4 separate regions of the Homo sapiens genome follow, and all the other regions are linked to region 1. A link is a loop called in an ENCODE intact Hi-C map of the cell type or tissue named here. Cell type or tissue: Calu3. All regions are shown on one strand. Each heading gives the region's core, and the rest is flanking DNA. Links, peaks and the distances in the headings are about the cores only.

The links. A loop is a pair of places that touch in the nucleus more often than their neighbours do. Peaks named below come from ENCODE experiments on the same cell type or tissue, not always from the same donor. Only the 100,000 strongest peaks of a DNase experiment are listed, where the experiment ranks them.
Region 2: a loop joins it to region 1, with 18 times the contacts of the local background. A loop is called at or near these places in 5 of 110 quality-filtered maps.
Region 3: a loop joins it to region 1, with 4 times the contacts of the local background. A loop is called at or near these places in 2 of 110 quality-filtered maps.
Region 4: it touches region 1 in a loop (4-fold over the local background); 2 of 110 quality-filtered maps call a loop at or near these places.

Annotation. Positions count from the first base shown.
Region 1 is chr11:24,231,157-24,239,150 of GRCh38, forward strand. No RefSeq gene overlaps it. Among named protein-coding and RNA genes, the nearest start is that of LINC02686, 32 kb to the right of the region's middle. In Calu3, for the core only: no CTCF peak of the experiment used is centred there; a DNase peak (open chromatin) is centred at 4,155.
Region 2 is chr11:23,536,090-23,544,083 of GRCh38, forward strand. No RefSeq gene overlaps it. Among named protein-coding and RNA genes, the nearest start is that of MIR8054, 120 kb to the left of the region's middle. In Calu3, for the core only: a CTCF peak has its summit at 4,168 (motif pointing right); a DNase peak (open chromatin) is centred at 4,152.
Region 3 is chr11:23,109,023-23,117,016 of GRCh38, forward strand. All of the region lies in intron 4 of LINC02718 (long intergenic non-protein coding RNA 2718), which reads left to right. Among named protein-coding and RNA genes, the nearest start is that of CCDC179, 250 kb to the left of the region's middle. In Calu3, for the core only: a CTCF peak has its summit at 4,778 (motif pointing right); DNase peaks (open chromatin) are centred at 4,149 and 4,779.
Region 4 is chr11:23,834,068-23,842,061 of GRCh38, forward strand. No RefSeq gene overlaps it. Among named protein-coding and RNA genes, the nearest start is that of LINC02726, 110 kb to the left of the region's middle. In Calu3, for the core only: no CTCF peak of the experiment used is centred there; no DNase peak of the experiment used is centred there.

The sequences.
Region 1 (7,994 bases), core at 1,794-6,793:
CTCTTACCTCTGAACCTCTGAATATATTAGTTACTTTACCTGGAAAACACTTCTTTCTACAACTAATAACAAAACCAATGATAAAATGTTGGATGCTTTTCTCCTGATATTAGGAACAAGGTAAGATGTCCACTGTTATCTCTTCCATTTAATCATATATGGAAGTTCTAGTCAGTGAATAAAGCAAATAAATAAATATATAGCATAAAGTTTAGAAAAAAATAAAGGAATACTAGCTTTATTTGAAGATATGATTGTTTATAACATAAACACATACTAAAATAATTACTACAACTAATAAGTAAATTTAGCAAGTTTGAATTTTCAATATTAAAAAGTCAATTACATCATTTGCATGCCTGGAATACAGCCCACTTGATCATAGTGTATTAACTGTTTAATGTGCTGCTGTATTCAATTTGCTAGTATTCTGTTGAGGATTTTTGCATCTATGTTCATGAGGGATATTGGTCTGAAGTTTTCTTTTTTTGTTATGTCTGTTAGATTTTGAAATCACACTGATGCTGGCTTCATTAAATGAATTAAGGAGGAGCCCCTCCTCCTCAGTTTCTTTTTGGAATTGTAAAATAAGATGGGTATCAATTCTTGTAGAATTTGACTGTGAATCTACCTGATCCTGAGCTTTTTGCGGTTGGTTCTTTATTACTGATTTAATTGTGGAAGTTGATGTTGATCTAGTCAGTGTTTCAATCTCTTCCCGATTCAATCTTGGGAGATGATGCGCTTCCAGTAATTTATCTATTTAATGCAAATGTTTTGATTTGGGGGCATAGAGTTGTTCATAGTAGTCTCTAAGGATCTTTTACATTTCTGTGGAATTAGCTGTAATATCACCTTTGTTGTTTCTGCTTATTTGAATTTTCTCTTTGTTAATCTCACTAGGGGTCTATCAATCTTATTTATTTTTTGAAGAACAAAGTCTTTCATTGGTCCATTTAATGTATTTTTGTATCTCAATTTCATTAAGTTATTGTCTAATTTTAGTTTTTTTTCTTCTACTTGCTTTGGGATTGGTTTGTTCTTTTATCCAAATTTCTTTAGATGCAAAGTTAGATTGTTAATTCGACATCTTTCTAGCTTCAAGATGAAGTCATTTAGGGCCATAAACTTTCCTCCTAACACTTACTTTAGCTGCATCCCAGAGATTTTGATGGTTGTGTTGCTATTTTCATTACTTTCAAATAATTTTTTATTTGTGCCTTTATTTTGATATTCGCCAAGGAATTATTCAGTAGTAAGTTGTTTAATTTCCATATATTTGTGTAGTTCTGAGAGATCTTCTTGGTATTGATTTCTATTTTTATTACACTGTGGTCTAAGAATGTGCTTGGTATAATTTTGATTCTTTTGAATTTATTGAATCTTGCTTTATGACCAAGCACATGGTCAATCTTAGAATATGTTCCATGTGCTTATGAGAAGAATGTATATACTGTAGGTGTTTGGCGGAATGTTATGTAGATGACTATTAGGTTCAATTTATTATGTGTTGAGTTTAAGTCCAGAGTCTCTTTGTTAGTTTTTACCTCAATGATGTGCCTAACATTGTCAGTGGAATGTTAAAGTCTCTCACCATTATTGTGTAGTTGTCTGAGTCTTTTTGTAGGCCAAGAAGAAGTTGTTTTAGTAATGTGGCTGCTCTAATGTTGGGTGCATATATATTTAGTATAGTTAAGGCTTCTTGTTGGGCTTGCAACAAGAATCCTTTATCATTATGTACTAATCTTCATTGTGTTTTTAAAATTTTCATTAGCTTTTAGCCTGTTTTATCTGATATAAGAATAGTTACCCTGCACATTTTTGTTTTCCATTTGCGTAATAGATTTTACTCCACCCATTTACTTGGAGCTTGTTCATGTCATTCCATATGAGATGGGTCTCTTGAAGGTAACAGATGGTTTGGTCATGTCTTTTTATCTAGCCTGCCACTCTATGGCTTTTAAGTGGGGAATTTAGCCCATTTATTTTAAAAGTTATTGTTGATACGTGCAGTTTCATTCCACTCATCATGTTGTTAGCTGGTTGTTACATAGACATGATTGTGTAACTGCTTTATAGTGCCTGTGGGGTATGTGCTTAAGTGTGCCTTTGTGGTCACAGGTGTCATTCTTTCAAATCCACATTTAGCACTCCATTAAGGACCTCATGTAAGGCTGGTCTAGTTGAAATGTATTGCCTCAGCATTTCCTTGTCTGAGAAGGATTTTATTTCTCCTTCACTTATGAAGCTTAGTTTGGCAGGTTATAAAATTTTTGGTTGGAATTTCTTTTTTAAGAACACTAAAAATAGGCCCCAGATCACTTCTGCCTTGTAAGGTATCTGCTGGGAGGTCTTCTGCTAGCCTGATGGGGTTCTCTCTGTATGTGACCTGCCCCCTTCTCTCTAGCTGCCTTTAAGATTCTTTTTTTGCGTTGACTTTGATGGAACTGATGACTATGTGCCTTGGAGTCATTTTGTATAGCATTTGGCTGGGATTCTCTGTATTTCTTTAATTTGCATGTTTACCTCTCTAGCAAGATTGGGGTAATTTTCATGAACTATATTCTCAAGTATATTTTTCAAGTTGCTTATTCTTTTTTCATTACTGTCAGGAATGGTGATGAGTCATAAATTTGGTTTCTTTATGTAATCCCATATTTCTTGGAGGTTTTGCTAATGTTTCTTAATTCTTTTTTTTGTCTGACTATGTTGCATTGAAAAATTGGTCTTTGAGCTCTGCGATTCTTTTCTCAGCTTGTTCTATTCTGTTGTTAATATTTCTGATTGTATTATGAAATTTTTGTAGTGAATATTTTACCTCAAAAGTTCAATTTGAGTCTTTCTTAAAATGAGTGTTTTGTCTTTCAGCTTTCAATAACTGTACAGAATTGCTTGGCTTACTTAGATTGAGTTTCAACTTTCTCCTTCATCTCAATGGGCTTTTTGCCATCCAGATTCTGAATTACATGTCTGTCATTTTCAGACAATTCAGACTAGTTAAAAAAGCATTGTTTGGGGAGCTACTGAGCTCCGTCAGAGGTAAAGGGACGTTCTGGCTTTTTGAGTTGCCAGAGTTTTTGTGCTGATTCTTTCTTATCTGGGATGGCTTGTGTACCTTAGATTGTGGTATAAATTGAGTATAGTCAGTTGGCTTCATTTCTAGAAGTTTTCAGAGACCAAAGGCTCTGTTCAGAGTCTTTGTTGTTGAATTCTTGCTCCTGGTTTCTCAGAGGGGCAAATTAGCCCTGCTTTTTGTGTAATTTGGGCTACGATCCAGTGGATGGTGGTTGAGAGCAATGGGCTATAGCTAGACTGGTAGCCAAGAGGTTCTTTTGTTTATCTTCCTCTTTGCAGCTGTGTTCTGTGGTACAAAGGGGAGATAGGTGACCTGTTAAGTAGGTTTGTTCATGGACCTTGTGGAACCCACCTGAAATCACTGGCACTGTTCCCATGATTTATTGTCCTTGTTAGGTCTTTTGGGCCATGGGTCCCATGGGAAGAGGTCTGGTAGGGAGATAGGCCACAATCTTACTATACTAACCCCATGAAGGGAGGCATGCCAGGATCCCACACCAGCCTGTGAAGCTGTGCAATTCAGCCTTTTCAGTTTTCTGAGTGTGAGATCCTCATCCATTTCAGTGAGGAGCCAGATCCTAGCTCAGCACTCCTGAGCCACAGGCCACAGCCCTGGGGTTCCTCCTTCAGCTGCAAAGAGTTGGGTTCCCCGTGCAGTGGGAGATGCAAATGCATTGAGGTGTAGCAAAGCACCCAGGCTGGGAAGCAGAGGCTGTAGTGTGTAAATGCTCCTAAGGGGTGGATGTACTGTGTACATGCTCGTAAGGCAGGATCCCTAAGAGGGGCTGCAATGAGAGAGCCAATGATGTACTGTGTACATGCTCCTAAGGGGAGGCCAGGCAGGATCCCTAAGAGGGGCTGGTGGGCAGGCAGTCCTGCAGGACAGATGCCCAGTCCCATGGGGAAACAGGCTAGCTTTTTCCCTATGGTTAGCTGGGCCCAGAGACTCTCAGAATGAGAGGAGAAGTACTGGGGTGTGGACACTTACGGCTGTGTTTCACTAGAGCTGACCTGCACTCAAAGGTCCCTGGCTCTGTGCCTGCTGCAGCTCCACCTCTGTCTAATCTCTTGGGAATTCCCTCTGCCAGCTCATACATCCATGGGACTATGAGGCCCCCTGCAGCTAGGATCCCAGAGGCCCTACAGTGAGAGTGAGCAGTCCCCCAAACCCTTCACTCACCCCTTCTCCAAGTGCTTTCTGGAGCCAAGAACTGGCTGTAGGATTCAGGCACCGATTCTAAATTTTATATGTGCATACAGATTTTCCAGAAGACCTGAAACAGTGAAAAAGAGCAAAATTGAAGAACTGGCACCTGATTTCAAGATTTAATAAAAACATAAAAAAATCAAGGCTCTGTTAATGGTATAAAGATAGACCTATCAATCTATAGAGAAAAAAATAGACTCCAAACCTAGACTCACATATACATGGTCAAATAATTTCCAACAAAGGTACCTAGGTAACTTAATGGGAAACAGAACATCTTTTTCACAAATTATGTTGAAATAATAATCTTAATGGCAAAAATTAGAACTGTAAAATGTCTAGAGGAAAAAAATAGAAAATTTTTATGGCATTGGCGAAAGCAAAGACTTCTTAGATGGGGCCACTGACACAGAGATCATAAACTGAAAGCAAAAAAAATGCATAAATCCTGCCTTATTAAAATAAAAAACTCTTACAGAAACACTGTGAGGAAACAAAAATGACAATTCAGTTTAGAAGAAAATATTTACAAAATATATATCCGACATGGATTTTCTATACAGAATATCTGTATGTGTATATATATATATATACACACACACATATATATTAAACATATATACACACATATATATTAAACATATATGTGTATGTGTATGTATATATATATATATATGTTTTACCACTCAGTAAGGCATGCCAAACATATGAAAAACAAACATAGACAAACAACCAAATTAAAAATGTGCAAAATATGTGAACAGACCCTCTGCAAATTAGGATATATGAATGAACAGTTAGCATATAAGCACATATTCTAAATCAGTAGTTATCAGAAAAATGCAAATTCAAACTGACTGGAAATTTCTAGTGTTTATCAAAACTTGGAGCAACTGCAATTATCATACATCATTGGTGAGAATATAAGATAATATCATTAGCTTCTTAAAATTTTAAGATATATCTACACCACAATCTAGGCTTTCCAGCTATTCTTAGCTATTTACCAAGAGAAATGAGAACATATCTATCTATCTATATATCTATATAAATATATAAATAAAGACATGTATTAATGTTCTTTACAGTTTTATTTACAATAGCCCAAAGCTAGAAATTACTCAGATGTCCATCAAAAGGTGAATGGTAAATTCAACTTGGTTTGTTCATACAATTGTCTACTACTCAACAATAGAACGGAAAGACAATACTGATACAAAAACACAGATGAACCTCAAAATAATGATGCAATATGAAAGAAGTCACACCTAAAAGAATATATACTATATATTTTCACTTACATAAATTTTAAAAAATGAAAAATATTATAATTTATGGTGACAAAATGCAGATTAGTGGTTTCTTGAGGCTGTAATGGGGAAACAACTGGATTTCAAAGTGGAATGAGGAATCTTTTGTAGATGATGCAATTGTAGTGTATCTTGATTGTAGTGGTAGTTTCATGAGTATATACAAATGTCAAAATTCATCATGTCATGTACCTTAAGTGGATGTAATTCCTTATATGTAATTTTTATAAAAAAACTTGTTTAACTCTCAATGAAATTTTTTATTTTCAATTCAGCCAAATTATTTTTGTAATAACAAAGATATTTTGGAAGTGTCTACTTTGAAATGATAAGATATGTCATTACTTGGCATTATCAAGGTCTAATCTATTTAGAATTAAACTTCATGTTATTAGTAGAAAGACTAATACTCTGCTCAAATGGTTTACTGTATCACACATAAACACAAAACAAAAATCTCTCAAGCACCTTCCTAAATAATAGTCTAACAACAAAAAATTGTATTATATAAATATAGTGTGTTACACTGAAATAACACTATTAAATTTGCTGTACTCTTAATATCTATGCAATTATAATTATCATACTAGGGTTGCTAAAGTTAATAAATACTTGTTAACTGCTAAAGGCAATTTTTCAACATTCTGCCTGACAGTACCCTGTAGCTATGGCAGTACAGATTTTGCAGCATTAAAACCTCTGCTATAAAGAGCAGCTGAGCATGTCATTTCACTAATAATTAATTTTTTTCCTTCATTTTCAGAATCTTTTAGGTTGAAGAAACATTTGCTAATAAATTCATGACACCATAGGTAGAAATATTTTTGGATGTTTAGTTATCATACTGACATCCTTTTACACTTTATCTAAATAACTCCATGTATAATGTCTTATGTCTCTAGGAGATCTACGTTTTAAAAACATAATTTTTCTCAGAGTAAGAAAGTCAATTCTTGATTTTTATAATTTTTTTAAGTAGTACTGATTACCTTCTAAACTATTCACTACTTTTAAAGAAATAATTTCTGAATTTTCTCCTAACTTCTTCCAATAGTTTAAATGTGAGAACTGTCAATATTTAATTAATTCATTCACCTTATAACTTTTTCGTTTACTGTTCTCCTGTGTCATCTCACAATTTATAATGATAATAGAAATAATTACACACGTTACAATAATTACACATATTTTAACTTTATATCCATGTTTTTGTTTGAGTTAATTTATTAAATTTTGTACATAATATTCAGTTCAATTTAAAGAGATTTAAGACACAGTTTATGCTGCAAAGTATTCTGCTAAGGAGAAACCAAGACAAAATTATATATGCAAAAGATATATTGGGGGAAATATTTTTGAAGATAAGGGAGGAAAGCTCAAAAACACAAGAGGAGCCTTCAGACCATCGTATATATCTGACAATTTTGAAGAAGAAAGAAAAGGAAGAAAAACTGAATAGAAAGGATCACAGTCTGCTCCACAGTTCTAAGAAAGTTTGGCCAGGCAAATGGATAGTGCTTGAGTCAGAGTTACATGTCAAAAGTATCCTACATTTGCAGGAATGTCCAGAATTGGTATCGCTAATACGCTCAGTCCTTGAAGGATGATCCTGGCACAAATGCCATTCTTAATTTACATGGGAATCTTTTGGAGCTCTCAGTCAATGAAACTACTCAAGTAGATCTAAAGAGTGCATTTTCATGACCACTGTTTTTATCCCTTGAACTACATAGATTATCTCCATATATTCTAGAGCAAAGTTCCCAGATGATTTCTGTTGGCCTCTTAGGGGGAAACTTGGAAAAGGGAGAGGAGAAAGTAATGGGGCAAATAGCTTTCATCACTGCTATTGCTCTTAAGGTACAAATTATTCTCATTTTCTCAAATCAATGGATTCTAGATCTAAAAATTGGAAAAAGCCCATAATTGTGCACTGGAGCTATCATCCTCAAAGTCTCCTGTTTTATCATTCTTCTCTTTTTCTCGTTGTAGATATTAAGTATGACCTTAGCTGGCTGCTCATTTATTTTGCCCCTAGGGAGGACATGCTCTATTAATCATTTCCACAATTTCTTGCAGATCAAGGCCCCTGAGCTTCTTCTTAACATTGCTGATAATTGAGGCCTCCAGGCTTCTGGCCTTTAAGCACTTCCATGTGACCTCTATTACATGGGGTCCCACAATTTCACTGGATATAAATGAGCCCAACTATGAGCCACCTCTCCTGCTGTGAGCACTGGTCTACACTTGAGAGTTACCACTAAACATTCTTTTTTTTTTTTTTTTTTTTGATGCTGATCCTCCTTCAACAGAGCACTCCTGATGGCTTCAGTGAAGCGTGTGTTCTTTGAACTCTTTAATGGAATATACTACTCTGGTGCATCTTCTCTTCTTGCATAATG
Region 2 (7,994 bases), core at 1,668-6,667, 700 kb before region 1:
TCAAATGCATAGTTTACATATATATTTTCCCATTCTGTAGGTTGTCTGTTTACTCTGATGATTGTTTCTTTTGCTGTGCAGAAGCTCTTTAACTTAATTAAGTCTAATTTGTCCATTTTTGTTTTTGTTGCATGTGATTTTGAGGACTTGGTCATAAATTCTCTGCCTAGGCCAATATCCAGAAAAATTTCTCCTAGGTTTTTCTTTAGGATTTGTATAGTTTCAGGTCTTACATTTAAGTTTTTAATTCATTTTGATTTAATTTTTATGTATGGTGAGAGATGTGGGTCCAGTTTTATTCTTTTGCATATGGCTATACATTTTTTTTCCAACACCATTTATTGAACAGGGTGTTCTGTCCCCATTGTATCTTTTCAGTCACTTTGTCAAATATCAGTTGGTTGTGGGTATGTGGCTTTATTTCTGGGTTATCTATTCTACTTCTTTGATTTATGTATCTATTCTTATAACAATATCATGCAGTTTTGGCTACTATAGTTCTGTAGTATAATTTGAAGTCAGGTAACATGATGTCTCTAGCTTTGTACTTTTTGCTTGTAATTGCATTGGCTATTCAGGCTCTTTTTTGATTCCATATGAATTTCAGAATTGGATTTTCTAATTCTTTGAAAAATGACATTGGTAATTTGTTACACATTTCATTGAATCTGTAGATTGCTTTGGGCAGTATGGTCATTTTAATTATATCAATTCTTCCAATCCATGAGCATCAGACGTTTTTCCATTTGTGTCACTTACAATTCCTTTCATTAGTGTCTTCTATTTCTCCTGGCAGAGGTATTTTACTTCCTTGGTTAAAAGTACTCTTAGGTATTTCATTTTTTATAGACATTATAAATGATATTGAATTCTGGGTTTGGTTCTCAGCTAGATTGTTATTGGTACACAGAAATGTTACTGATTTCTTGTACCTTGATTTTGTACGCTGAAACTTTACATCAAGTCTAGGCATCTTTTTGTAGGAGTATTTAGTGTTTTCTAGGTATTGCATCATATTATCGGCAAACAGATAATTTGACTTCCTCTTTTCCAATGTGGAAGCTTTTTATTTATTTTTCTTGCCTTATTGCTCTATTTAGGACTTCCAGTTCTAAATTGAGTAGGGGTAATAAAAATGGTCATCTTTGTTTTGTTCCAGGACTTACGGGGAATCCTTTAATCCTTTGGCACTTAGCGGTCCCAAACACCTGGCTGCCAAACAGTAGTGGTCCATGGCCGATTAGGAACCCAGCCACACAGCAGGAGATGAGCAGTGGGCAAGCAAGCATTACCTCCTGAGCTCAGCCTCTTGTCAGATCAGTATTGGCATTAGATTCTCATAGGAGCGTGAATCCTGTTGTAAATTGCACATGAGAGGGATCTAGTTTGTGCACTCCTTATGAGAATCTAACTACTGCCTGATGATCTGAGCTGGAACAGTTTTATCCCAAAACCATTCCCCACTCTCTGCACAGTCGGTAGAAAAATTGTCTTTCATGAAATCTGTCCCCAGTTCCAAAAAGGTTGGGAGTTGCTGCTTTAAACTATTCCTCACTGAAAATGATGTTGGCTAAGGGTTTGTCATATATGGCTTTTCTTATTTTGAGTTATGATCTTTGGATGGTTGTTTATTGAGGGTTTTTATTAGGAAGGAATGTTGTATGTTATCAAATGCTTTTTCCACATCTATTGAGATGATTATAATGTTTTTACTTTTAATTCTGTTTACCTGGTGAATCACATTTATTGATTCTCATGTGTTGAAACATCCCTGCACCCCAGGAATAAAACCCACTTAATCATAGTGCATTATCTTTGTGATGTGATGCTGCATTCAGTTTGCTAGTATTTTGTTGAGGGTTTTTGCATCTCTGTTCATCAAAAATACTGTCCTGTAGTTTTCTTCTTTTTGTTGTTGTATCCTTACCTGGCTTTGGAATCAGAGTAATACTCCTTCTTAGAATGAGCTAGAGAGGATTCCTTCCTCCTTGATCTTTTTTGGAAAAGTTTCAGTGATAATGATATAGTTCTTTGCATGTCTGGAAGCATTCAGCTATAAGTCCATTTGGTCCTGGGATTTTTAGTGTCAGGAAATGTTTTATTACTGATTCAGTTTCATTACTTGCTATTGGTCTGTTCAAGATTTCTACTTCTTCCTTGTTAAATTTTGGGAGGTTGTATGTTTTCAAGAATTTATCCATTCTTCTAGGTTTCCTAGTTCGTGTAGGTAAATATGCTCGTAGTGGTATATAATAATCTTTTGTATTTCTGTGGTATTAGTCATAATGTCACTCTTATTCTTTCTGCTTGTGCTTATTTGAATCTCTTTTTTTTCTTGGTTAATCTAGCTAGTAGTCTGTCATTTTTATCTTTTCAAAAAACCATCTTTTTATTTTATTGATTCTTAGTATTGTTTTTGGTCCCAGTTTCATTTAGTTCAGCTTTGATCTTTGTTATAATTTTTCTTCTGCTAGCTTTGGGTTTTGTTTGTTTTTCTTTTTCTAGTTCCTTAAAGTGCAAAGTAAGGTTAATTTGAGATTTTTCTATGTTTTTAAAATATATCTTCCTCTTAGCACTGCCTTTGCTGTTTCCCAGAGATTTTGGTATGCCATGTGTTTATTTTCATTTATTTTAACAATTTTTAATTTCTACCTTGATTTCACTGTTTATTTAAAGATTATTCAGGGTAAGTTATTTAATTTCTGTGTATTTATATAGTTTTGAGAGTTAATCTTAGTATTGATTTTTTTTTATTCCGTTGTGTCCTGAGAACATGCCTGATATAATTTTGACTTTTTAAAAATTTATTGAGACTTGCCTTGTGGCCTAATATATGGGAAAATTTTAAGAATGTTTCATGTACAGATGAGAAAAACGTGTATTCTGTAGTTGCAGGGCAGGATGTTCTGTGAATGTCTGTTAGGTCTATTTATTCTGGAATACAACTTAAATCTGGGGTTCTTTTGTTAATTTTCTGCCTCAGTGATCTGTCTAGTGCTGTCAGTGCAGTATTGAAATATCCCACAATTACTGTATCGTCTTATACATCTTTTCTTAGGTCTATTAGTATTTGTTTTATGAATCTGAGTGCTCTGGTGTTGAGTGCATACACATCTAGAATTGTCACAACTTCTTGAATTGATTTCTTCATCATTATGTAATAATCTTTGTCATTTTTTACTGTAATTTTTAATTGACTTACAATCTGTTTTATCTGATATAAGTATACCTGCTTTCTTTTGGGTTTTCTTTGCATGGCTTGTATTTTCAATTTTGTGTTTTCAGTTTTCTCTTGGATCTCATTGAGCTTTCTTATAATCCATATTTTGAATTATTTATCTGTCATTTCAGAATTTTCCTTTTGGTTAGGGTACATTGCTAGAGAGCTAGTGTGCTTTTTAGGGGTGTGGAAATCTGTTTTGTTTTTGTTTTTTTGTATTGATTCCTTCTCATCTGAAGAAGCTGTTACTTCTTATTTTTCAATTTACTCCCATTTGTTTTTCTTTTATTTTATGTTTGAGACAGGGTCTTGCTCTGTCACGCAGGCTGGAGTGCAGTAGCACGATCGTGGCATGACCGTGGCTCACCACAGCCTCGACCTCTTGGGCCCAAGTGACCCTCCCACCTCACCCTCCCAAGTAGCTGGGACCACAGGCATGTGCCACCACCATCATCTAATTTTTGTATTTTTTGTAGAGACAGGGTTTTGTCCTGTTGCCCAGTCTGGTCTTCAACTCCTGGGCTAAAGCAATTTGTCCTCCTCAGCCTCCCAGAGTGCTAGGATTACACATGTAAGCCACCACACCCAGCCAATTTACTCTCATTTGGATGGTAGTTTTTTATTTTCCTCCTTGAAGGTGACTGTAACCTATGTTGTATATGATCATTTAGCTTTGGTTCTGGGTGCTTTCAGCAGGCAAAAGCACTGTATATACTTCCTTGGTTATAGATAGCTTTTCTGTTGAGTGGTGGCTTTCTCAGATGCCGATTATAGTAGTAATGTAGTGGACATATGCTCAGGCGCGCTATCTTCTGTGGCGCTGGGAGTACAGAGGTCTCAGGAAGACTGATTATCTTGTTTCCGAGTTCTATTCCCTTCTGTTGGCAGGTTTTTAAATTTGGTTCTGCAGTTCAATCTTCTTTCCAGTAGATGGCACTTGTGAGTAAGAGCTGGCACACCCTTGGATACCCCAGTGAAGAGTGGAAGCACCTGTCCTGACAGGGGTGCTAGGGAGAGCTCGGGTGAGATGTGCTGAAATCTCTCCTGGGGCGGGGGGGGGCGGTGTGAAGCGAGGCTGGGGGTGCACTAGCTCTTTGCCCTGGGCAGACAGGAAGGTGGCTTGATCCACCATTGCTAAGAAGGGCTGGAGACTGTGAGTCAAATGAAAAGCATGAGAAAGAATGTGTGCATCCTCTAGAGGCAAAGACTGGCTCCCTGGCTGACAACCAGGTAGGAAACAGGAACCTTCCAACAGCAGGGAACTGAATTTGACTAATAGCCTATATGAGGTTAGAAGCAGATTTATCCCCAGAGCTTCCAGAAAGGATTGCAGACTACTGATTCCTTGGTTTTGGCATTGTAAAATTCTGAACTGTGCACCCTTTTAATCTATGCTACATCCAGATTTTGATCTACAGAACTGTGTGATAATAAGTTTTAAGTGTTGTGATAGTGTTGTTTTAAGACACTACATGTGAGGTAATCTGTTATAGTAGCAACTGGCAACTAACCCTCTAGCATCAGAAACCTTACTGATGTTTTCAGAGTACATCTTCCTTTTTCTAGCTTTCTTTGCTTTTCTTAGCTCTCTTTTCTCTGTTTGCAATTATTTCTCTCTTTTCTTTAGATGAGAAACTCATTTTTATGTTTTCCAGCAAATATGTTCTATAACCTCTTTAACGGCAAGACTGGGTGAGTTTTTACGGGTGAGTTTTTACATCTGATGCTTTCCTAGCATGCTAGCAGCATCACTATTACTGCAAATTAGTGCAGTGGTTGAAACAAGGGCTCTAAAGTTAAATGAATTAGAAGTTATTTCCCAGCTCTACCCTTCACTAGTTGTGTAACAAAATGTTAATTCTTAAAATAGACCTTCCCATATTAAATTGAAATTACCTTTTACTGAATTCTATTCTAGACTAAGAATTCTGAGTGCAGGTATCATGATTTTTTTTTTTTTTTTTTTTTTTTTTTTTTTTGAGACAGGGTCTCACTCTGTCACCCAGGCTGGAGTGCAGTGGTGTGATCTCTGCTCACTGCAACCTCTGCCTCCCAGGCTGAAGCCATCCTCTCACCTCAGCCCACAAGTAGTTAGGAGTACAGGCATGAGCCACCATGCCCCAGCTACTTTTTGTATTTTCTGTAGAGACAGGGTTTTACCATGTTGCCCAAGCTGGTCTCTAACTCCTGAGTTCAAGCGATTCACCCGCCTCAGCCTTCCCAAGTGCCACATTACATGCCTGAGCCATGATGGCTTGCCAAGGGATCATGATTTACTCTTGTGTCTTCAGGTTTAGACATACTGCCTGGTACCTAGTAACTACTTAATATCTGTTTACTGTCATGCCTCTGAGCCCAAGCTAAGCCATCATATCCCCTGTGACATGCACCTATACATCCAGATGGCCTGAAGCAACTGAAGATCCACAAAAGAAGTGAAAATAGCGTTAACTGATGACATTCCACAATTGTGATTTGTTTCTGCCCCACCCTAACTGATCAATGTACTTTGTAATCTCCCCCACCCTTAAGAATGTTCTTTGTAATCTCCCCCACTCTTAAGAAGGTTCTTTGTAATTCTCCCCACCCTTGAGAATGTACTTGGTGAAACCCACCCCCTGCCTGCAAAACATTGCTCCTACTTCCACCGCCTATCCCAAAACTTATAAGAACTAATGATAATCCCACCACCCTTTGCTGACTCTCTTTTCGGACTCCGCCCACCTGCACCTAGGTGAAATAAACAGCCTTGTTGCTCACACAAAGCCTGTTTGGTGGTCTCTTCACTCGGACATGCATGACATTTACCAAATGAAGCTTATATGTCAATGTGCTTTACCACTTATAAAGAATATTTATGAATATTATCTTAATTGGGGGTTCCAATAAACTCATTCAGCTTTATATCAAATATCTGTATACGTGTATTTTATAGATGAGGAAACCAAGGCAAGGGGTTAAATGTCCAAGTTAATATACAAGAGAGCAGTTTTCACTCTGAAAGATTCTAGTCCAAAGTCTATGTTACATGTACTCTGTCACAACATATTCTTAGCATGGAAATTCTCCCTTGTATAGTAGACTTCCTCATTAGCTTTAAACATCAGACCTGGATATAAGGCTTGTTGTCATTTGCATCATGGGATTTAAATTATGCACCATATAATTCTACTGGAGACATAAGAGGCATGGTGAATAACCCTACATCAGTGCTTGAGCACACCTTACACCTCCCAAATTAAAGTGGACAACTTGATTGGAATTAAGCACTGTACTCATATGGGTCTTCCTTTGTAAAATGACTGTCCAGAGAATAAAAAGATTATTTGTGAAGAACAATAATTCGTTGACTTTATACTGTCCTATCAAGTATCCTGAGAGTTGCTCACAAGTGAACCAGAATGAATAAAAGTAATTAAAGCAGTTACTGATAAGTATCAGGTCATTTCCTGTTATAAAGTTTGAATATACTCGATGAGCAATGAGGGTGTATTTTTGCCTCTTTCTTGGGAAATACCAAGCAAACGGCAATTGGCTTATTTTATTTCAAATGTTTCTGCTGTGAACAAAGAATACTTTTGACCTGTATTTCCTTTCAACTGTTGTGTATCTTGATCTTATCCATCCTTCGAAACCAATACAGCTTCTTTCTCTATAACCTTCCCTAATTATAATGTGAGCAACTAGGTTGAACTGTGCAAAAATGCTGACAACTGTTTTTGACTTAAAAATAATAATTTGTTTTAATTTAATATACTTGCTGTGAACACACCACCTATTATCTTCTTTACTCTTCTGAGATTCAAGGGATTTGAAAATACTTTAGAAAGCCATTAAGTAATGATACAAAAAGCTCTAAATTAAACTACATACAGAAAGTTACCTACATGTATGTTTGCGTGGATGTTTGTATACACATATATTTATTTATACATAGTCTACACAATCTAGTAAAAAACTATTTTTTTAAAAAGAAGGGAAATAATACTAGTGTTAATTTAATGCTTCTTAAGTAAGTGTTTAACCCTTACTTGTTAGGGGCTTTAGCCACGTTTTTAATTTTAGCTATAATCTTTGAAAGTTATGTATCATTGCATCAACTTTAGAACCAAAACAGATTCAGAAAACTTAAATAGCTAGGTAAAATCCATACAGGTTATAATGAGTAGAGCTAATTTTTAGGTCCAATTCATCTGTACCCAGAACTCTTCCAAGTGTGATCTTCCACACGCTTTTTTTCTTCTCTCTTGTTGCCGATAAACAACATATCTTTGGAAGATGAAAGAAACACTTCAGGGAAGAAACCTAGATTTTTAAAACATGCTGGATAAAGAGTTCCCACTGCTTAGGAATGCATAATCCTGACTTTACATGAATAAAAAGATAAACTTCTATTATATTAAGCTATTGAGATTTAGAGGTCTATCTCTTCCAGCCTCTAGTGTTATCTTAAGTAAAACAACTGCTTTGCATTGTGCTCTAATTGTTTTCAATTTGTGACCTGAGCTAGAGTGTAACATTGTGAGGAAAGAATCCTTATTTTAATGTAGGTTTCCTTGTATTGTCTTGGGGAGAGATGGAGAACCAGTTCAATCTCCTGAGCCAGTGCAAATGGTTTGATAGTGACTCCTCAGAGTACTGGGTGGAAAAGGATTCTGAGGCTGCATCTTTCTGGCCTAGTATATCTGTTACGTAAATCGAGGAAGTAGGACACAGTTACACAAAGATTTATTCCCTTGGTTTCCTGGAGATCCTGACAGGGTGGGGCTTAGGT
Region 3 (7,994 bases), core at 1,778-6,777, 1.1 Mb before region 1:
ATAAGCCACCATTATAATACAAGAACTGGAGAACTGGAGAAGTGGAGAAAAAAAGGGAGGTATCTCAGAAATAAAAACTGTTGTTCAAATTAAAAATAAAAGGACAGAATGGACTGTGAGGAAATGTAGATTTGGTCTTAGAAGATCTTGTTAAAGAGTGAAACCAGAAGGCACCAAAGATAGAGAAGGAGGTTGGAGATGGAAGTTTGTGAACCAATGAGGATGCATCCAATAGTTCCAACATCAAACTAGGAGGAGATTCAGAGGAGCATATGTGACATATAAATGGTCAATACAATGAGTAATCTAGAAGTGAAGAATGAATTTTTTTAATGAAAATAATCCACTCTTCCTTAGGGAAGATATACTAAAAGACAAACTAGGAAATTTAGATACAGTGGCAAAGAGTAATTTTACCAAAAATAAAAACAATCTAGAAAATTTAGGTGTAGTGGCAAACACTAACTGTACCAAAAATAAAAACAAAATCAAAGAATTTTCTAGGAAAACATAAAAATAGGGTACTGGAGGAAGACGGCAATGAGACGACATCTTCAGGCAGAAGTAATGCAAACAGGTAGGGAAAATATTTATAGTCTTAAATTCATTTGTTAATAAAAAAAGATTAAAAAATCAGTAAACTATGCTGTCAAGTTAGGAAATAAACCTATTCGAGGTATAAGAAGGGATTAATAGAGAAAAAGTAGAAACTAATGTAATAAAAATGAAAGAATAGAGTTAACAAAAGAAGAAACCTTAACAATAATAAAATAATAATAAATAAACTTTCTGTTATGACAAAAAAGAGATATGGAACAAATAAACAATGTTAGAAATAAAAGTATGGAATAAGTACAGATACCAAGAAGACTAATTGTAAGAAAATAATGTGGACAACTTACCCTATTTTGTTTCTGGGAAATACACGACAAAAAAAAAATAGCTCTAGAATCAAATAAGTGGAATAAAAGTGGAACCAAATTGTAATGTCCTGAGACACTGAAATATTAGATGAAGACCTGCCAGCCCAGAACACTTTCCTTCCGATAATCCAGATTTCAAATTAAGCATTATTTCCTTTGAGACTTTCTTGACCATCCTAAGGAAATAAGTTGCCCAGTCTTAGTTCATTACCTACTTAATTTTCTCATAGCTTTTATCAGTGCTTGGTAATTTGTTACGTTGTTATGTTATGTTTTGACCTGATAGTAGCTACTAAGTTGTCTAATTAACTGACTGATTTATTAATTGCCTTTTATTTTCTGATTTCTTTATTATTCTTTTTGTTGTTTTCCTTTCTCACTTCTTACCATTTGTTTGATTAATTTTTTTACTTTGCTCTTATTTTTCCTACTGAATTCCAAGTTAATCAGATATGACATTTCACCCAGTCACAATTTTAAGGGATGAATTTTTAACAAACTTTCAAGAAACAGAGCTTCCATCTTACACTTACTCTTTCAGCATTGGAAAAAGAAGAGATGAGTTTCCCTTCTCATCTGGCATGATGCTTTCTTTATCTTGATTGAATGGAGCTCAGAATCATCCCATAATGTAAAGCTCAGTAAAGCTCAGTAAAATCAGTAAAATTTCAAATGGGCATCACATGAGGTTGTTATAAATAGATGAATCCCACTCTAAATAACAGCATCTGCACATACACAAAAAGGAGTAAGTTCTGGTGAATGCCAGCGTGGAACACAAGATCAGATAGTTGTGAATGTACAGAAAAACTGTAAAATGTTCAAAGAAAAGTATTGTTAGAGACCAGAAGCCACCGTAAGATGCAGCCATAGGCAGCAGGAAGGCAAGTCATCCAGAGCTGGATTGGTGAGGTATATTTAAAGTTCAGGGCTGAAAGGACACCTAAGTGGTGGACAAGACCACCACGGTTGAAACAACAACAGAACACTGACCTAGGGTGGGAAATATTGAAATGGCATCAGTTTTCTGCCTTGAGACTCTGAAACTCAGGCCGTTTGCCCTGAGACTGCCACGTGGTTCAAGGTGTTATTTTATTAATCATTAATTAATGAATTTTCTGAAAGCACAAGTCAATTAGGTCAGTACTGAAAAAGAATTCTATAAATCATGAATGCTGCAATCCTTCAAAGCCCTTTTCTTATATAGCCAGGGCAGTCACTATACCACTTAAAAATGAAATTTTTGTCATCAGATTATTTATTCACATTCTTTTCCCTTTTCTAAAGTTAGTGATTTTCATAGCCAACTTGATTCCTAGGCATAGTTCAATATATCTAGCTTCTTAGACCAAAGGCACATTTTTAATATACAGAAGAATGGAGTGGCTCTCAGTCTTGTTGTAGACATAAGCATACTCTAAGTAGGTGTTTTTTGCATTTAATTTTGGATTTTTGCATAAAAGAAGGACGATATGCTGTAACTTTGAGATAGGTAACTTAGTATGCTTTCTTGACTTTGAATAAGTGGCAGCTGTGAAAATGAGCTGTCTAACTGCTGGGAGAGTAATTGACTTAGGGTCCCAGAGGCTGTACTCTGAATCCACCAACACCCAGTTCATGTCAAGATCATACTTCCAACAGGCTGCTCCCAGGCAGTGGCTGAGTGTAGGCAGGAGACTGCAGCAGGACTGTTTCTGGGGGGTTATTTTCACTGAAGGACTCAGTGATATACTTGATGAAATTTCTTAGAACCGCACTGCAGGGTAAGATGTTTCTACACAACCTCCCTTCCCTCCCTCTCTCTCCCACATGGATCAAATATGCATTGATTGCTTCCTGTGGCTCCCTTCTCATTTACACTCACAGGCAGTGCCCTAATAAATCTCTTGCACGTGTAATGATGTCCTGGTATCTGCCTCTCAGAGGACCCAGAATAACAACAGATTCTAAAATTGCTTTAAAAATATCTTTCAACCTTGTCTTTGGTAATATTTCTGGAAAAGTTTCATCTTGCTTTTTCTTCTTGTAATAAATTGTGAGGTAAAATCACCTTAGTGTTTGAAAACCTCAAAAATAAAACTTGGTACAATAATTCCTTTGATGTACTACACATATCAGTATGTTCTGCTTTTCTGGGCTAGAGCTGAACTAGTACTTCTTTTTACTGATTGGGGAAACCAATATCAGAAACCAACAAACACCTTAAAAAGTGTATGTAAGAACTGTAATTCTTTTTTAAAGTTGTGATGGATCCATTTCAATATCACATGGCTTCCCATATATACGGAGAAAACATACATATTGGAAACCTTGGCATGTACATATTTCTAAAAAATATAAAAATATTCCCTGAGAACTGCGTGAGTTCATTTAGATCACTGAATTAAGGGCTGAGTTTAAAACATTGTTTCAGATGTTAGAAATACACATCACTCCCTAAAAGCATCTAGGTGCCCAGCGTGTTTGTTCCTGCTTTGCAGATATTTACCGTACTTTAACAGAGTTGAGGGTACTTTGCTTTAGTTGGGTCCCTCAGGAGAAACCACTTGAACAAAAATCAGAGTGTTTTCGGCTTCTCAGCTTGACTCTGCCACAGCAGCATGTATGGTTTTTCACTAGCTGTTGATTCTCAATGCCTCCTTTTGGGCTTCTCCATTTCCCCTGCTTCATTTACACAGAAGGAGTAGAAGAGAAAGGACTCTAATAGCAAATGCCTGAGAAATTCTTGAGCGTTCTGTGTTCCCAGAGGAGCATGGTCCAGCTTTTACTCCAGTTTCCTCACATTTCTCTTTGAAAATTCTACAAAACACAACAAAAGATGTTTTAAATATTTCTACAGGACTAATACAAATAATAAAACAATCTATACCTTCAGGCAGAGAAAACCCACAAATTCACCCTATTCCCAATTAAAAAACAAAAAAAGTGCCTAAGTGGGAGGTAGGGGTAGGAGATCCTTCACAGCCCCAGCATTAGAGTGGAAGTCACAACTGTGGAGCAGATCAGTAGCGGATCAGAAGGACTGCCGTACCGAGAAGTGAAAGAAATACAGACACAGCATGAGCAGTGACAGAACTCAGAAACCCAAGCAAATAGAATGCACTGCAAGAGGGGAGAGCACCATTGTAAGGGACATGGATGTGCTTTGGTCAAGAATTAGGCCTAGGCAGACATCCAGGCCTGTGTGACTCAGCGGGGTTAGGGTGCAGGTGCATACTCCACTTGTTATATAACCTGTTTGTGTAAGCTCAAACTTGGCTCTGAGCCACTATTGTCTGCAGAAGGTGTAACTGCCCTGCTGACACTACGGGCTGTTAGGTATGGCTTGACATGGTGCTGGCACCCAGAGAAAGAGAGAGAGAGAGAACCAGAGCTGTCTGTCTTGCAGAAGGATATATAGGGGAGCCACAGCATGGCTCGTGCTGGTGCCCAGAAAGGGAAATAATTAAGCTGCTGACCCTGAAGGCAAGGGAGAGCCAAATGTGCAGCTGCAGGTGTGGGGTGGCAGGAGCCACAGAGCTGCAGCAGACAGCCCAGATAAAGGTGGACAGTGTTAGAGGGCCAGTGTGAGTAAGCCGCTGATGAGAAACGGCCCCCCTGGAGCGTTCTTTCAGCTATCCATCCACTCCCCTTGGACCTCAGCTAGGGCTAGACCCTAACCCTGGGTGTGGCATTTGGCATAATCGTGGACCTGGACCTAACAACCACGAGTGGAAAACTGCTATGGCGAAGTTTGAGAATGAAATGATCAGGACAGGAGAACTGGGAAAGCAAAAGGAAATGACAGGGAAATTTGGACTAAAGCACTAACTTTAATTAAATAAACTGCCGGAGACATAACAGAAGAGGGAGCCCTTGAGCTGAGAAACCCAGACAGCTTCTGTAAACTCTTCCTCTCCTGTGCTGGTAGCTGTCACTTCTCACCTGCCAGGTGAGATAGCTGGTCCAGGAGAAATTTACTAATAAGGAATGGAAGTAGAGGCAGAGTGGAGAGGGCAGGGATGAAAACAAAGAAATGAAACATCTTCGTATGCCTGTCTATATCATTTTGACCCAAAGATCCCATAAGTGTATTATGCATAAAACCAACATTTCTTGAAATTAAATACAAAGGGAAACAAAGTAAACCCAATCATACATCAATTTGTAAAGTAACTACACAAGGAATGGGACTTCACAGAATAGACTTCTTACTGTACATCCTTACTTAACAGCATTAAAAGCACAAAAACAAAACAACTAAAAAGAAGTATCAATTTTATGTAGTAATTAATAGTAGTATGATTCATAATTATTTTATTTTATTTTATTTATTTATTTTTTTGTGATAGGGTCTCACTCTGTTGTTGCCCAGGCTGGAGTGCAGTGGCGAGAACACGACTCACTGTAGCCTCGACCTTCCTAGCTCAGGTGATTATCCAACCTCAGCCTCCTGAGTAGCTGGTAATACAGGTGCACACCACCATGCACAAATGATTTTTGTATTTTTTGTAGAGACAGCGTTTTTTCACGTTAATCAGGCTAGTCTCAAGCTCCTGGGCTCAAGTGATCCATCCACTTCAGCCTCCCAAATTTCTGGGATTATAGGTATGAGCTACCATGCTGGCCATAAATGTTATGTTGAGACTATGTCCTTCATATATTGAGGGTTAACACAAGATCTTAAGGTCTGTGGAAGAAAAACAAAAGGGCACTTTATTTTCTAAAAAATAACAGTCTACAGATCAGGGAGATGTGTAGCCTCCAATGTAAAGGGAAAGCATGTTCTGGAGAAAAAGAGCAGGTCTGACTTAAATAAAGGAAGTTCATGACCCAACCCTCAAACAGGTCAGTTTATGCAAATGAAGAAATCAGGCCAAGTGCAGTGGCTGATGTCAGGTATCTCAGCACTTTAGGAGGCTGAGGCAGGAGAATTGCTTAAGGTCAGGAGTTTGAGAGCAGCCTGAGCAACATAGCAAGATCCCTCTCTGCAAAAAATAACAAAAATTAGCAGGGCATGTTAGTGTGCACCTGTGGTCCCAGCTACCCTGGAGGCTGAAGTGGGAGAATCATTGAGCTCAAGAGTTAGAGGTTATAGTGAGCTATGATCATGCCACTGCATTCCAGTCTGGAGGACAGAGTATATGCCCAGTCTGTTTAAAGAAAAAAATCAAATTTGGTCCTAATTGGGTAGTTTCCAAGCCCAAACTAGAAGTCTCTGTTGGATGACCCTTTTAGGCTACTGCTAGGAGAAGTTTTCCAACTACAGTGTCTCTATTTTAGCTCAGAAGTACAAACAGTATGTTAGGTAAGAATCGTATATTTTAATGCAGTTCATCTAAAAGCTATACATGTTCACCTTGTGCCCTTCTGCCAGATCTAGTCATTTCGAGCTATTCAACTGTGAATAGGATTGGGAAAAGTAATAGTCTGTGCTTCCAGGAAAAAGAGAAGAAAAGTATTGATGATTACTAATGTCTACTACACTGATATCAAAGTTTCCTATTAATAAAAATGTAGGTATAAGCATTTAATTGGGCACTCTTTGATGTATTTGGTAGGTTACATGATAAAATATGGGGGTGTGGTCCAGGCATAGATATATATTCTAAAGCTATCCAGGTGAGTATAATGTATAGCTATGTTTAAGAACCACAGAGAGTAAAGCCTGTTACAGTTTCTAACAAAGATAATTCAATATGCCCAAATTAAATCTGCAGACAAGTAATTTCATATGCTATTATTTAAAGTAATAAATTTAGAAAACTAATAATAAAACAAAAAAAGCAGAAATGTTAAATAATAATAATAATAAAATAATTTTATGTGTAGCAAGTATTTATGAATGAAAGAGCCAAATAAGCTTAGAAAGAGAGGAGAAACAAAAAAAAAACTATTTTAGACTAACAACACTCATTTTTTTTGTTTTCAAGGATCTTTTAAAATTCTTACAAAGGATTAAGAGTTTTGGTAAGCCTTCATTTATTTATATGGGTTATTTCTATCTATATTTACTACATTAGAAATAAAAACTGTTAAATATTAAAATGTGTATTTGCTAATTCATTTGAAAAGAATAGTAAACCAAGTACCTATTAACATAAGCAACATATTTTTATGAAAATTACTAAAATTTCCAAAACCAAAGAAAACATTAATGAGAAGAGTGACAATGTTTTACAGTTTTGCAAATACTTTCAGTGTCTGATTTTATAGGCTGGATTCTCATACCTTTTCCTGCATCCATCTTTTCAATATTACATACCCTTTCCATAGCTTCTGAAAAATGCCACCATACACTTGAAAGACTATGAGAGCAGAAAAGGACAAATAATATATTAGCATTACTTTGAAAATGCTTTTGGCATTATGAGTCTGCAGAAAATATTGCAGAAACCCCTAGGAGTCTCCAGACGATCCACTGAGAAATATCTGTGAGTTGTTGTACACATATTTCAGCTTCTGAGTTCAAATGATTATATCCTGCACCTAGCTGTGATAATGCTAGGAAATGGTAATATCAATATTATGTTCTTTATATTCTCTGACAAATCTCTGGAGAACACATAGTCTCTCTTACAGGTTATGTACAGTTAGCAGTAAGTAATATTGTTAGACCACTCCAAAGGCCATTTTCACTGGCAATATTTACTAGACAAAATGGCCACTCCAGCCTGTGTATCATGGCTAATTAAGATGACTGAGAGCACTGGCTGTTCTGTCTTGATTAGACCCTGAGGAAGATATAGTCTTTGAGGGATTTTATTATCCCACAATGTAAGAAAGCTCTCCAGAGATTTTACCTCTGTCTCCCAGGAAAGAAACAAACAAGCATTATGAGGCTGGGCAGGACATCCAAGAGTCTGGGCTTAGATGCTTATCAGGGGAACCAGCCCCCAATATTTCAAGGTAGGTTCTTTCTATTTTCCCTAAGTGTCAGCCGGTCTGAGAAGTAAAGAGAAAGAGTACAAAGAGAGGAATTTTACAGCTGGGCCTCTGGGGGCGACATCACATATTGGTAGGTCTGTGATGTCCCCTGAGCCACAAAATCAGCAAGTTTTTATTAGGGATTTCAAAAGGGGAGGGGGTGTA
Region 4 (7,994 bases), core at 1,400-6,399, 400 kb before region 1:
CTTCAGAGCTTCCTTACCTCTCTCACCCTTGGTAGAATGGGTAAGGCTTTGGCCTAAGGGAATGTCATGGCTGATTTGATCTTCTCTCTTGGCTACTAAAACTTTCTTCATATTAGCAATAAGGCTGTTTCACTTACTTATTCTTGTTTTTACTAGAGTAGCATTTTTAATTTTCTTTAAGAACATTTTCTTTGCATTCATAACTCAGCTAACTGTTGGGTGCAAGAGGCCTAGCTTTCTGCCTTTCATGGCTTTCAATATGCCTTCTTCACTAAATTTAATCATTTCTAGCCTTTAATTTAAAGCGAGAGATGCGATTCTTCCTTTCACTTGAACATTTAAAGGCCACTGTAGGGTTATGAATTAGTCTGATTTCAATACTGCTGTGTCTTAGGGAATAGGGAGGTCCAAGGGAAGGGAAAGAGACTGGAATGGCCAGTTGGTGGAGCAGTCAGAACACACACAACATTTATTGGTTAAGTTAGCCATCTTTTTTTGTTTGTTTTTTGAGATGGAGTTTTGCTCTTGTTGTCCAGGCTGGAGTGCAATGGCATAATCTCGGCTCACCGCAACCTCTGCCTCCCGGGTTCAAGCTATTCTCCTGTCTCAGCCTCCTGAGTAGCTGAGATTACAGGCATGCACCACCACACCTGGCTAATTTTGCTTTGTTGTTGTTGTTGTTGTTGTTAGTAGAGACAAGGTTTCTCCATGTTGGTCAGGCTGGTCTCCAACTCTCGACCTCAGGTGATCTGCCCGCCTCAGCCTCCTAAAGTGCTGGGATTACATCCATGAGCCACTGCGCCTAGCCAAGTTAACCATTTTATACAACATGACTCATGGTGCCCCAAAACAATTATAATAATAACATCAAAGATCACTAATCACAGATCATCAGAACAGATATAGTAAAGAGAAAATTTGAAATATTGCAAGAATTGTCAAAATATGACACAGAGACACGAGGTGAGCACACAATGTTTGAATAATTATACCAGTGGACTTGCTGGATGCAGGGTTGCCACGAATCTTCAGGTTTTAAAAAACACAATGATATGTGAAGCACAATAAAGTGGAGAGCAATATAATGAGATATGCATGGATTTAATATGTGGCAGTGTTGTGCCTTTTCAAGATTTTTCAGGGAGATTTTTTATATATATATGTATATATATATATATATATATATATATATATATATATATATATATATAAATTCTGAATGAACTCAAGAAATAAATCCAAATGATCCAATATAAAGATAACAAAAATAATAAGAAGATACTAAGATACAATGTTTTCTCATTTGATATTTAACTGTCCCAACTTCATATTATTGTAATGTCATATTATGCCAACATTTTGTTGATTGAATATCACTTCCACAGGAATCTACTGGTGAGAAACAAAATGAACAACACTTTAAATATGTGGCTTTTGTTATTTAACTTTTAAAATGTTATTTTCTAACTTCAGAACTGTTATTAATATGCTGTTTTGTTTTATATATTTTATATCAAGGATCATGTTTCCCATTATTATTATCTGCTATTATTTCTGAGAAGTTGCTATATTGAAGTCTTATTACCATTTACAGTTATCAATTGCAGCTTTGTTCTTCCAGACAAATTCTTAAACAAACAAAAAAGAATTCTATTTTTATATCACCTATTTCTTCTTTAGTACCCCATGGTTGAAGCACTGTGAATTCCCTTTACTTTCTTTACTGTAATAAAGCAAATTGCTTTAAGGTCACTTCCCAAACTAAATAGCCTCACTTTCTTTGACGTTTATTAAGGTTTCATCTCGTTATTTTATCTTTTTGTTTTCTACATTTTGTGTCATCCTCCTTCTTCCTCTGAGAATCCATGTTTGGGTATGCTATCTTCTTGGTACAAGTCCCGTAGTTTCATTCATCTCCTCTAAGATTATGACCTCTAATTCTGTATCCCTGACCTAAACTCTTACTGATCTCCAAATCTATGTTCATTCCTGATTCAAGGCCCTCTCTGTTTAAACGCATGTCAGCTCCAATTCGCTGTGCACAGAGATGAAAACAACTTGCTTTTGTAAGCCCATGATACTTTTCCTTTTCTATTTTTATTAATAGCATTGCCATTCTGTACTTATGCAGACATTGAACTTGATAGATTTTACCCTTTCATCCCTCTTACCCACTCTGAAACCAAATCATTTTATAGTATACATTACCATTCAACTTTATAAGCTCCTGTTTAATTTGATTTTTGCCACCATCTTTGCTTCTCCTTATCTGGACAGTTGACATGATAAAAATAATCATTCAGTCTCCTGGCTCTTTTTCTCTTTTTCTCCTGGCTCTTTTCTCCGACTATTGGCCACTACCTCCAATAGTATATGATACAGGGTTTACTGAATGTACTGACTCTGAAATTTGTCTTAATCTTTGTAGTACCTTCCCTTCCACCCATTAGTAACAGTTTTCATACATTTATTTACATGAATATTGTTCGAATTCCTGCTAAATATAAATATGAATTGTGTCAACATATGGTTTTAGACACTTTAGTTTTCTTTGTATTGCTACTCTAACAAATTACCATGAATTTAGCAACTTAAAACAATGCACATTTTCTAACTCACATTTCTGAATGGTTTCTCTGCCCCAAGTTTCACAATGGCAAAACCAAAGTGTGGGCCTGCCATGCTCTTATGGGAAGACTGTTAGAATCTGCTTGCAAACTTATTCAGATTGTCACCTAACTTTCTTCTTTGTAGCTATAAGACTGAAGTCCCCATTTCCTTGCTGATTATCATTCTCAGCTTCTAGAGGCCTCCTGCATTTCTTATTTGGAGGCCCCTCTATCTCCAAAGCTAGCACTGTGGGCCAAGTTAACTTTATACATCTTACTGACCTCCTCTTCTGCCTCGTGTCTCCTGCCTCCTCCTCTGTTGCATCGCTTTCCTCTTTCCTGCCAGGAAGTGTTTTCTGCATTTCATGATCCAAGTGATTAGATTGGGCCCACTCAGATAATCAGAATAACATTCATATTTTAGGATCCACAACCTTAAAGCCATCTGTAAAATGTGCAGATCTTTGGAGTAGGAACATTTTTCTGCCTACCACAGACATATTCAGTTATATAGAGCAATTTTAGGATGAAAGATTAATTTTGTAATCTAACCCATAAATGAAAACTTCAGAATCACTAGGAAAGAATGCACCATAGCAAAAGAAGTCAGCAACTGTTCATCAGTATATTATATATTGCAGTGGAGAAATCTTTTCAAGGGCTCTGTAAACTCTGGTGATTGAACATGTAAGTTCTTTGGGAATAAAATAAAATAAAAATAATAAAAGCACTAATAAAATCCTCTGGAGCAGAAATTTGTGTAAATGAGAAATTTTTTCTTCTCTAACACTTCTTTAAATACTAGAAGAAATTAATTTTCATTTATTTATGATACTTTCATAAGGATCCAAATGGCATTTCAGCACACCAGAAACCTCCAAGAGTATCTTCTGGGCTACAACTGCTGGCCAAGAAGGATCTGTTTTTCACTTTGCAAAAAACTTTCCCTATGTCAATGGCGGACAATATTTGTTTTCCTTTTTAAAATTAAGGAGAAAAAAATATATAGAAAGTACAAACTTAACTTGATGTCTTGCCATATCTGATCCTAATAAATCTTTATATTCAGCAAACAAAATGCACTGCCTTAACTCCTCCCATAGGAGTGTGACATATTGATGGACAGAGTCAGACTCTGCAGAAGAGTCATGTTCATAGAAATAGCAAAGCCTGGCTGGGTAAGTATTCCTATTTCCAGGCTCCCGAATTGCTGTGTTGGGGCAGTCTGACTTTCTATACCAAGAACATTTCTTGCCTATACCATTAGAGAGACAATTTTATTTTGAGGATTACTCTCTCTATAAACCTTGACTCAATCACAGGTCCTTGGAACATTTCACAGGTCTGAATAGATCTCTCATAACCACATAGGTAACTTGGAATGAGTTTTACTTAAAAATATTTATGTGAGGATTAAATTTCCAATTTTGTACTGCCTCTCGGCTGGTTCCCAGTTGGATTCTCCAGACGTAATCTTTTTATCCCTAAAGTTCCCATAACTTAGACATGATTTATTCAAAAAGCACAAAGGCCTTGAAGGCTGGATTTTTTTTTTAAAGTTACTTGTATGTTTTTGTTGAAATATTTTTAATTTCTGCACTATTTTGGTCATGACCCATGAATATTCATGGGTGCATTCTCCCAGGACATGTATATTTTCTACAGATAACCGTAATTATAAGCAAAATACATTCCTTGCAGCCTTTTACAACATATAGTTCAAGTCCCAAGTGGCATTTCCTATGTTTTGGGTGACAGTCCACATGGACCATTGTATGCCCCCTCTCTTCAGAAATAAGATTAACTCTGCTTTAAAGAACCCAGAATGTTAAAGACATCCTTAATCTTCACCTCTTATATCCATCCTTTTACATATTTTTTGTTTATGGTGACTACCTTATTTCAGTCCAGGGTTTTTTAGGATTTTCTGGAGAACTATGTAATTTTCCATCCATTTTAAATCTTAATCTCAGTGTTTAATAATTTGTCTTCCATTTTATGGCTATAATGCTTTATTTGAATAATTTCTTAATCTAACTATTGTAAACATTTTCTAGGCTCAATGTCTTTACAGGCATTTCATAAAAATAAATTAATACTTTATTAAGATATATTATCAGAAATCGTGGAGTAAAATAATACACTCAATTTTTCATCTTTTAGTACACATTGCTAAATGATTCTCCAGAAATATTTTTAAAAGCTTCATTCTCACCAACCTGGTAGAGAAATTTAATTTTTTATGAACTATTACATGCAATATTTATCATAACTATATTTTGTATTTTGTTTGTACCTAATTTCTTGTTTTATTTTTAGATGTTACAAGCAGTGGGAATTTTATAAATGTTCAAATTATTTTTATAGAGAAATAAAGAGATACAGATTTTTGTTTACTGCAGGAGATTCTGTGACCTTAGCTTTAATACATTCCATATATACATATATATGTATTCTAATAAAAATAAAATAAAAAGTCTAAACAGTAAAAAGCATATATAAAAGTTAAAAGGTAATTTTCTACAAAAAATAAATTTTGTTTTTAGTGTATTTGAACTTGTTTCATTGTTAAGGGCAGTAACAATAAATTATAGAAATAATTTTTTAAGATTTTTTTATTTTATGTTGTACTTTATTTCAGTTAACATACGACTATGCTAAGTCCTTTAACTCAGTTATGTCAAAAGGGACCTTAATTGTAAAGAAAAACAATGGTACTTTATTAAGTATATTCAAATGATTAGAAGTCTAAGTATACTTGATTACAGTTACCTGGAGCACCTGAACTAGGGATTTGGGAAATGGCAGTCGTGCTATGTTTTCAAATAACGATATCACTATTATGTCTTTTCTCCATTATTGTTTCTGGAATAATTAGAGGCACAGTGGCTGTTTTGGATTATGATCTAGAAATGAATTGAGAGTGCTAAATTGCAAATTATTGTTAAACATTCAGGGACTAGAGGTCATAATCTTAGATGGAAGGTATTTAAAAGGGCATTTTAAAAGATAATAGCATAAAAATTGATAAAGTGGCAGATGCAATATTAGACTTTCAAAGGCAGATCATGAGAAAATGAGTGCAGAGACAAGTGACCCCTTGCTAACTGTGTGTGCCGTGCGTGAAATCTCAAGAGGAAACATATATATAGTTTGCAATGTCAAGATTCATTGTTTGAAATTTAGTGACTAGTGCTAGCTTTTCGAAATGACTTTTTTCCCTTGTAACTTTTTAAAATTTCTTTCATTTATTTTCTTAGAAGCCTCAGAGGCTGACTTTTGAATCTGTAATTTTTCAGTGTTCCTTAGTTGTCAGGCACCCTCTCATTTAGTTCTTCTATGATATAACCATTAGGAAGATAGTCTAGTTAGAAATTATATCCAAGTTTGGAAGACTAAATGGTTTGCTCACATTCAAATATAGGAGAAGTAGAACTGAGATTTTAGCAACAATTTGTTGGGTTCAAAAGTCCACATTCATTTTGCCAAGTCATAAAGGCAAATGTACAAGAACTTGTTATAACTACTTAAGGTTTCTATTCAGACTTCAGGTTGAGTAGCTCATGTCAAGATGAGAATGATAAATCCATTAATACCAAAAACATACTATTGCTAAAGGGGTATTTTATCTTTGCAGGACAATTACTTATTTACTTTTGGTTAGGTAATGGCATATATCAAAACAAATTATTTCAGTCATCAAAATTAAGTCCAAGCATAATTTTTTAAAAACTTGCATTTTTTAAAAAATTATAAGTGCATAACAGGTGCTTTTATTTACGGGGTACATGTAATACCTTCATGCAGACATACAGTAGGTAATAATAACATCAGGGTAATGGAGGTATTCATTATCTCAAGCATTTATCATTTCATTGTGTTAGAAACATTCCAATTTCACTCTTATTTATTTTAAAATATACAATAAGTTATGGTTGACTATAGAGACCTTGTGCTATCAAATACAAGATTTTATTCATTTAATCTATATTTTTGCATTCATTAACCATCCCAAGTTCCCCTGGCCCAATACCATTCTCAGCCTCTGGTAGCCATCATTCTATTATCTATCTCCAGTTCAATTGTTTTAATTATTAATTTCCACGTATGAGTGAGAACATATACAATTTTTCTTTCTGTGCCTGCTTTATTTTATTTAACATAATGTTCTCCAGTTTCATCCATGTTGGATGGATTTTGTATTCTACAACTTTACTGAATTAGTTTACTAGTACTAATAGTTTTTTGGCGAAGTCACTACGTTTTTCCAAATATAAAATCATATCATCTGCAAACAAGTGTAATATGATTTCTACCTTTCCAATTTGGATGCTCCTTCCTTCCTTCCTTCCTTCCTTCATTCCTTCTCTCTCTCTTTATTTATTTATTTATTTATTTATTTATTTATTTATTTATTTATTTATTTTTCTTTCTTTTTCTAAATTGCTCTAGCAAGAACTCCCAGTACTATAATAAACGACAATGTTGAATGTGGGCATCTTTCTTTTCTTCCAGATCTTAAAGGAAAGTCTTTTTTCTCATTCAATATGATACTAGCTGTGGATATGTTATAGACTGATTTTCTTGTGTTGAGGTATGTTCCTTTTATACCCAGTTTTTAGAGCTTTTATCACAAAAGGATGTTGAATTTTACTGAATGTTTCTCCAGCATCAATTGAAATAATTGGATGTTTTTTGTCCTTCATTCTCTATATGCCAGTATATATGCATATTCTGCATATGGATTCCAGTTTTCCCAGCATCATTAACTGAAAAGACTACCCTTTCCCCAGTGTATGTTTTTGGCATCTTTGTTGAAAATGAGTTCACTGTAGACATGTAAATTTGTTCCTGGGCTCTCTATTTTGTTCCATTGGTCTATATGTCTATGGTATATCACATTGATTGATTCGTGTGTGTTGAACCATCTTTGCATCCCTGGGATGAATCCCACTTGGTCATAATAAACAATCTTTTTAATGTGTTTTAATTGGTTTGCTGAGAATTTTGTTGAGATTTTTTGCATCTATTTTCATCAGATATATTGGCCTTAACTTTCTTTTTCTGTTGTGTCTTTGTCTGATTTTAGTTTGGGGATAATACTGACCTTATAGAATGAGTTTGGAAGTATTTTATCCTCAATTTTTTGGAATAGTTTGAATAGGATTGGTATTAATTCTTCTTTAAAGATTTGGTGAACTTTAGCAGTGAAGCCATCAGGTCCTTGGCTTTTCTTTAACAGGAGTCTTTTCATTATGGCCTTAATATCATTGCTTGTTATTGGTGTATGTACATTTTGAATTTCTTTATGATTCAATCTTGGTATGTTGTATGTGTCAAAGACTTTGTTCATTTCTTCTAGGTTTTTCCCTTTTTTCCACAAGT